Linked DNA regions of Homo sapiens: region 2 is linked to region 1. A link is a contact called in ENCODE POLR2A ChIA-PET data. All regions are on one chromosome and are shown on one strand. The core of a region is the stretch at or near the end of the contact, and the rest is flanking DNA. Distances in the headings are between cores, read along the strand shown.

Region 1 (3,407 bases), core at 112-2,611:
ATTATTCATAACAATCCACTCTGTCTGCCTGTGTGAGGATGAGAACAGGTATCCCACTCTGGCAAATGCTGCCACGCCCTGTCCCTGTGCCTTCAGAGTCCTAAATCATTTTCATGCACATTTGCAAGCCACAGCCAGCACCTGGGTCCCTGTCAGAGGATGCTCTCTATGGGACTCGCTTTGCCCGCATGCAGAGAGAGCTGGAAGCACTTGGGGCAACCCTTAGTCTGACTGATGCAGGGGTAGAGCGTCTCCAGAAAGCTGGCCTCCGATCTGGCTACTCTTGTGGGGCTCCCACTGTTTCCAGAGCATTCCAGTTTGCACCACTGCTCAGCTTCCTTGCCTCTGGCCCCCTTTCCCCACTCTCCTGTTTTCCTGTGAATATTTCTTCATCCATTTTCCATGAATCCTCACCTCGGGGTCTGCTTCTAGGGAACCTGGTCTGAGACCTTCCCTCATCTCCTGTTATAGACAAGGAGCCTGAGATGCTATTTAGATCAAAACATAGGGAGAGACCAGGCAGAACCTGGTTTGTTTCCCTCACAGACTTTCTCCATCGTGACACACAGTCTGGATCATTGGGACATGACGCTCTCCTAAGTTGTCCTCCACTTGTCCTGCAGGTACAGTTCTTGCCTCCCTCCCTGGACTGAAGCCCTCAGAGGGTCTGGGTCACATCCTCCGTCTCTCTCCATGTTTCGCAGGAGACTTGCATTGATTTTTTTTTTTTTTTTTGAGACAGTTTTGCTCTGTTGCCCAGGCTGGAGTGCAGTGGCGTGATCTCGGCTCCCTGCAACCTCTGCCTCTCAGGTTCAAGTGATTCTCCTACCTCAGCCTCCTGAGTAGCTGGGATTATGGGCACCTGCCACCACGCCCAGCTAATTTTTGTATTTTTAGTAGAGACAGGGTTTCGCCATGTTGGCCAGGCTGGTCTCGAACTCCTGACCTCAGGTGATCCACCCGCCTTAGCCCCCACAAAGTCCTGGGATTACAGGAGTGAGCCACCACGCCTGGCCAGGAGCCTCGCATTCTAAGTGGTGCCATAATGAACTCGCAGGAGCTCAGAAAACAGTACCCCAAAATGAGGGCCTCAGAAGCAAAAGTCATTCTCTGACCTCCTGCCCTCTGGTCTCTCAGTCCCATCCTCCCTGAGGCTAGCCAGAGAAACTAGAATTCTCCTTCAAAGTGGGTCATAGGACCCATAACCTCTTTTCCCCAGAGCCAGCCACAAAACCTAAACTTACTGCTGTAACTTTCCCTCCACCATTCTGTGTAAAAACTGGCCATAAAGAAACTGTCTGACCTACTGTGACTAACTATAGGTCATAAGAGCATTCCGGAGAGGGTCAGCTCCATACCTGGAAGAAAGGAATGCTGCTCAGAGAGACCAGGAGGAATCTAGACAGACAGGCCTTGCTGGATCTCCCCAAGCAGTCTGTTCGCACTCAATCAGACTGTTTGTCCAGTCACATTTCTACACGGCTGTCCATATTTGTTGAACCTAAACATAAACACAATTTCCCCTGTATTTTGGGTCTTCATTCTGAAGGCTCCTCTGTAGACACGTTAAGTAAATCTGTATGCCTTTTCCCCAATTAACCTGCCTTTTCTGAGTTGATTTTACAGCAAACCTTCAGCAGGTGAAGGAGAACTTTTCCCTTGGCCCCTACAAACTCCACGTTCCTTCCCTAGGTGCTCCAAGCCTCTCTTGTTTCTCACTCTTTTTTTTCTTTTTTTTTTTTTTCTGAGATGGAGTCTCACGCTATTGCCCAGGCTGGAGTGCAGTGGCGCGATCTCAGCTCACTGCAACCTCCGCCTCCCGGGTTCAAGCAATTCTCTTGCCTCAATCTCCCGAGTAGCAGGTGCGTGCCACAACGCCCAGCTAATTTTTGCATTTGTAGTAGAGATGGGGTTTCACCATATTGGCCAGGGTGGTCTTGAACTCCTGACTTCAAGTGATCTGCCTGCCTCAGCCTCTCAAAGTGCTGGGATTACAGGTGTGAGCCATCACACCCAGCTTATTTCTCACTCTTTGTACTTGCCGCTCCTGCCTGGAACCCACGTGTTATTAGTTAACACTGATGATTCCATCCACCGTAGCTTAGACATCTCTTCCATTGTGAATCCTTTTCTGATGCCCAGGAAAGGATGAAGTACCCCTTCTGTATGCAACCACATTGCCCTTGAATAGAAAGTGGTCTGGGAACCAACCTTGAATCTGCCCTTTCCTAGCCCTGTTCTTTGAAATGACTCTACCTCTGATCCCAACGTCCCATGGAAGCACAGTTTAAAAGAGGGAGAGTGCCTAAGCTGATACTAAAGTGTAGTAGGTTATTTGTATTATTTAGATCATATATGTGGTCTAAGGTCATCCTGTAAACTGTTTAGGGAAAGACATTAGCTGCAAATATTGGGGAAAACTAGGGTATGAGGTGTGCCCAGAGACAGTGTTTGTCATACGAAACACACACCATCTGTTAAGGCAGGAATCCCGGAATACAGAGAGGATGGGTGGGTGCCCCATCCATGACAGATGGCCAGGAGCAGCCTCCCACCATGAGGGAAGGACAGGGAGCTGTCTGACTGTCACTTCAGACATCAGACCTCACAGGACTGAGGGGATAAGAAGCTTTGAAGAAGCCACCCTAATAAAGCGCCTCCGTCAACCTAGGAGGACCATTCTCCCCATCTGTGCCTGGTCCATCCCACTGGCTGTCCCTCCTTCCCTCCCTCCCTCTGTAGCCTCCTTTTCTCACAAGCCATGAAACCTTCCAAAGGGTCTTGCCATCCATGAGGATGAAGTCACCTTCCTTCAACAACATTAGTCTAGCAGAGAGCCAGAGGAATCTCCTAAACCCACCCCATCCCACCCCCAAGATCCCTGTGCTTACTTCATAAAAGGAAGAGGGATAAATGCCTTTTCTAAAAAGACAAGAGCCTCTGACTTTGTGGGATCCCTAAATTATCAAGGAGAAAAACCATTGCAAAGGAAAGCAACAAAGAACTTGAATTAGGGGTCTTCCAGTTCAAACTCAACACAAGTATGTCTGTCTCTCAAGTCAAGCACTGACCACACTGTCCTGCCCTTCCCAGTCTGTGTAAGTATCCCCTGCTAGGCTGCTAGGTCCTTGAAGCCTGGAATCCTAAAGGAGCGCCTACACACATGAGTGCAAATGAACCTTTGAGCCAGCCAAGGTCCCACACCTCCCAGCAGAGCTGAAACCAGAAGCCAGTCTCCTCCAGTCTGGGTTTGTGCCTTCCTCACCAGCCACCCCAGGGATCAGTGTGCATGTGTGGCCTGAACACATACAATCAATGCCCACTGGCTCTAATTCAATGTCATGGTTTCCCAGAAAAAGAGGATCCCAAACTATCTTTCGGGTCTTCCCAAATTAGGCTTAATATAA
Region 2 (3,831 bases), core at 422-2,921, 270 kb before region 1:
AAGAATACTTTGATTACATCTTTCCAGAAGATGCTGCCAACCAACCTAACCTCAAACTCCTGGCCATGGCCAAACTGTGGAAGAAACAGCAGCAGGAAAAGGAGGATGCTGAGCACCATCCAGATGAGGACGTCGATGAGAGTGAATCCTGATCTTTTTTTCATAGACAAATGTTTTGTTATTTTTATAAATTAATTGTTTGGAACTCTTGTGACTCCTGGAAGTTCTTATATATTTCACCAGTAAGAAATTGATTGGTATCTTTGATGGCTACTTTTTAAGTTATTTTTTAAATGCTCTTGGGTTAGCTAGGGGTAGGGATTGCAAGTAAAGGACTTTTTTAACTGCTGGATTTGTTTTTCCAACTGAGTCCAAACTTTTCTAATGTCTGTCCACATCATGCATTAGGAAATGTAATTAAGGTAACATTCTACAGTTACTTTTCATGTCATACCCATAAAGATAGTTTATGCATTCATCTGAAATGTGTAACTTTTTCATGTCTTCAGAGTCACAGACTTGAGTTCATTTCCCAGCTCTGCCACTCATGATTATATAACTTAATTTTCATTTTCCTCATTCACAAAATGGGCCAATAGTTTGACAGCTCATTTTGAAGATTACATTATAAAAGGAATATACCTGGTGGGTGCATAGTAAGTGCTCAGTAAATTGTTTGTTCTAAGCCACTTTTAAAAATGGTTTCATTCCTTGTAGAATTGAATGCGAGTGGATTAATAATTTACCTTACTTTCTTACTAGTGTCCAGTTATATTGTTTTTTAGAACAACACTTGGAAAATAATTTGCAGTGATTATATTTCTGAACAAGGTTCAGAAAACATTGTTTACTAAGAATTTAGTCTAATAATTTCAGTTAGGCGCTCATCAGTTCTCCAGAGTGGTTGAGTTTGTAATACCTTGTTTAAAGAATAATGGCTTGTTCACGTGTGTGCTATGAAAAATGATGTCCCATGTTCACATAAATTTGGGAAATTCTGGACTAAGACTTAAGTCTCGTTAATCAAATCTCTTTATAGTTAGGCTTCTGTACATTATGTATCTCCAGTAGCAATGTTGCCATATTATTTATTTCCCAAACTTAGTGGACAATGGAGTCATTTCTACCTAGAGTACCAGTAAACATCTCCCAGTGTGCTATAGTAGAAAATGTCTACTCCTCACTGCTGACATGTTAAACTTACTCTTGGTTTAGAGCATGTGTAGAAACACCTAAGGTAGCTCTATGCTAAATAATGAAGAGTAGCACAAGAATGAATGTATTTGCTGATACGTTGCTCACATTCTCAAGCAAAAATTCAACTGCATTAACCGATCTGAGAGTTTTCCTTTAACCTGGACTGTGTTTCTCAAGCACATTTTTTCTTTGTTCACTGCCCAAGGACTAGAACTGTATTTTTAAGGTTGTTTTCCCCTAAAAGGACCTTTAGTAAGCAAATTTATTATTAAATGTGCACATCTTATTCACCCAAGGGAATAAAAGCTACTTCGTAATGTTGTTACTAAATTTTATCTTGAAAATAAATAACAGTGTTTGAGGACAGAAGAAACTAGGACTGTTGTTGAGATAAAATCTGTTTTCAGCCTGACTGCTTTAGTCACTGGACGAGCATCAGCTACTGCGGTGTCAGATCACTTCTCGAGTAGAGGTCTGCCTAGTGAGTGAGCAGGAGAACATCATCTTAATAGCCTTTGGCTCACCCAGAGTCAGGGAGAGATGAAAATAATAGGTCAGAATGCAAGTGACTTAATCACAGTCTTCCTAGAATTATCTGTTTATGTTGCATGAATGCATAAGAAAAAAATTCTGTCATGTTCCCAAGGTAGAATTGTAATAAGCATGTGCCAGTGTGAAAGCTGGAAGGAAAAAAGCTATTCTCTAACAGGAGAACATAAAGATTCATTTCTCTCCCACCCTCAACTCCACCAAAGTAAATCCTTTCGATAGTAAAAGTTTAATAATTTCTTGTGGGTTTTTCTTTCGTTAAGTCTTTCACTAACTAACTAACTGGATATTTTCACATATTACAGAGGAAGACACTACACATAAAATACATGGTTGGCCTATGATATAGTTATATGGCCTTTCTTTAGGAATTATGTTCTTTTCCCTCTCCAAAAAAAAAAAAAACCTCAAGTTTTTTTTTTTTTTTTTTGGCTTTTTAGAAGGGCAGGATTTAAGCAAAGCATTGTGAAGAGGAGAAAAGATCTAGGACTAACAAACAAACAGTATAATGGTATGAACGCAGGTGACTGGGAAGAATTTACTACACGATAAGAAGGGAGCTTCTTAAGTATGCTGGACAGTGATTGCTTCAAGTGTGCATTTTTAAAATACTACGTATGGAAGTCACAATTTAATTAAACGTATCTTAAATGATGATGACCTTTCACAATCCTGATTTTTTTTTTTTTTTTTTTTCTTGAGGCAGGGTCTTACTCTGTTGCCCGGGCTGGAGTGCAGTGGGACGATCTCAGCTCACTGCAACCTCCACCTCCAGGGTTCAAGCAATTCTTGTGCTTCAGCTTCTGCATAGCTGGGATGCCCAGCTAATTTTTGTATTTTTTTTAGTATAGATTTTGGCCAGGCTGGTCTCAAACTCCTGACCTCAAGCAATCAGCCTGCCTTGGCCTCCCAAAGTACTGGGATTACAATCTGATTTAGTTTTACAAATGACTAACAAACTTCAGAAAACATTCATAGAGTCAATAATGTATTATACATCTTAGATTTATACATTTCATATATGCTTTTAAAGCTTCAATTAACAGTTCAATACAAAATTTAAAAACAAATATATGCAGCAGTGGTTCTCAGGCACAGAACTGAGGAGGAGACTGGAGCAAGTCTTTTCCCTAGCATACATACAGTGAATACTATGAACCATGAGAGTGGTATGTTTCCTTCTGACCTAGCTGCCTTTTTGATTGAATTTTGTTACAATGAACAGCTTTAATAGGTATGATATTGCTAACTGGAAACAATGAGATTTAAAATAAATTGATAACCTGTATTTTCTTGAAGTCTTTAAGACCTAAAATGATTACTTTTCTCCTAATAGAGCTCCAGAATCATCCAATGAAAATAATATTGTCCATAAAGCATCTAGAGTATCTGCCTAAGAACCACTGCCCAGGGTTATTCAATGTCTTCAGGCCTCACAGGATGAGGTAATGGTATGATGGATTTCTTCTCAGTATCCCTGGAAAGTGCTTTCCTCATATCTGTAAAGAAGCAAAGTTTAATATAAACACCCAAAAAATGTATTATATCAAATGTAAAGTGTATAGGTAAAGTTCCCATAAGAGGTTTTATCCCTACCCCCACTTCACCATATTCTAAGCAAAATGTATTTATAAATGTCTCCCAATTGCCAAGTGTACCAGATGCTAACCAGACCTCACCCAGTATTCAGCTCACAATACACGTTTTCTTGTTAGCAAAATAATATGTATGTAACAGAGTGAAACAGTAAGGTACAGAAATTAACCATTGGTTAGTTAATAGGTAAGTTAATTACTACTACTAATAGGTTGATAAAGGTAGGTTGAGGGAAATTTAAATTTTAAAGTCAAATATTCTACATTTATTAAAATAATCAAATACTACAATCTGTAGAAAGAATGTAACTGTTTCGACTTCTTGGGGATACTGCCATGGAAGGGAGCTTACCATAAGCGTCCTCATCAGGCTCCCCGTTGCTGGCCGAATAGTACTCTATGACCGTCCTATATACACTGTAGCCCAACTGCTTGTACATGTTAACTGCAACTTGGTTAGATACTCTTACAAAGAGATCCACAAAAAATC

The links. ChIA-PET counts read pairs that join two places held with the same protein, here RNA polymerase II (POLR2A).
Region 2: POLR2A ChIA-PET joins it to region 1 with 10 read pairs in activated CD4-positive, alpha-beta T cell. The contact joins two enhancer-like sites. POLR2A ChIA-PET finds 5 or more read pairs at or near these places in 4 of 52 experiments (A673, HEK293, Panc1 and 1 more).

Annotation. Positions count from the first base shown.
Region 1 is chr20:19,765,251-19,768,657 of GRCh38, reverse strand. The region is part of intron 1 of RIN2 (Ras and Rab interactor 2); the gene reads right to left. Among named protein-coding and RNA genes, the nearest start is that of RIN2, 8.7 kb to the right of the region's middle. Within about 2 kb of position 1,361, at least 3 of the 41 ENCODE cell types and tissues checked have a DNase peak (open chromatin) inside an H3K27ac peak, as active enhancers do.
Region 2 is chr20:20,032,516-20,036,346 of GRCh38, reverse strand. It overlaps NAA20 (N-alpha-acetyltransferase 20, NatB catalytic subunit), which reads right to left. Exons shown (of 6, transcript NM_016100.5): 5 at 3,694-3,831; 6 at 2,692-3,245. The coding sequence ends at 3,160. It overlaps CRNKL1 (crooked neck pre-mRNA splicing factor 1), which reads left to right. Exons shown (of 14, transcript NM_001278628.2): 14 at 1-1,979. The coding sequence ends at 152. Among named protein-coding and RNA genes, the nearest start is that of NAA20, 17 kb to the right of the region's middle. Within about 2 kb of position 1,671, at least 2 of the 41 ENCODE cell types and tissues checked have a DNase peak (open chromatin) inside an H3K27ac peak, as active enhancers do.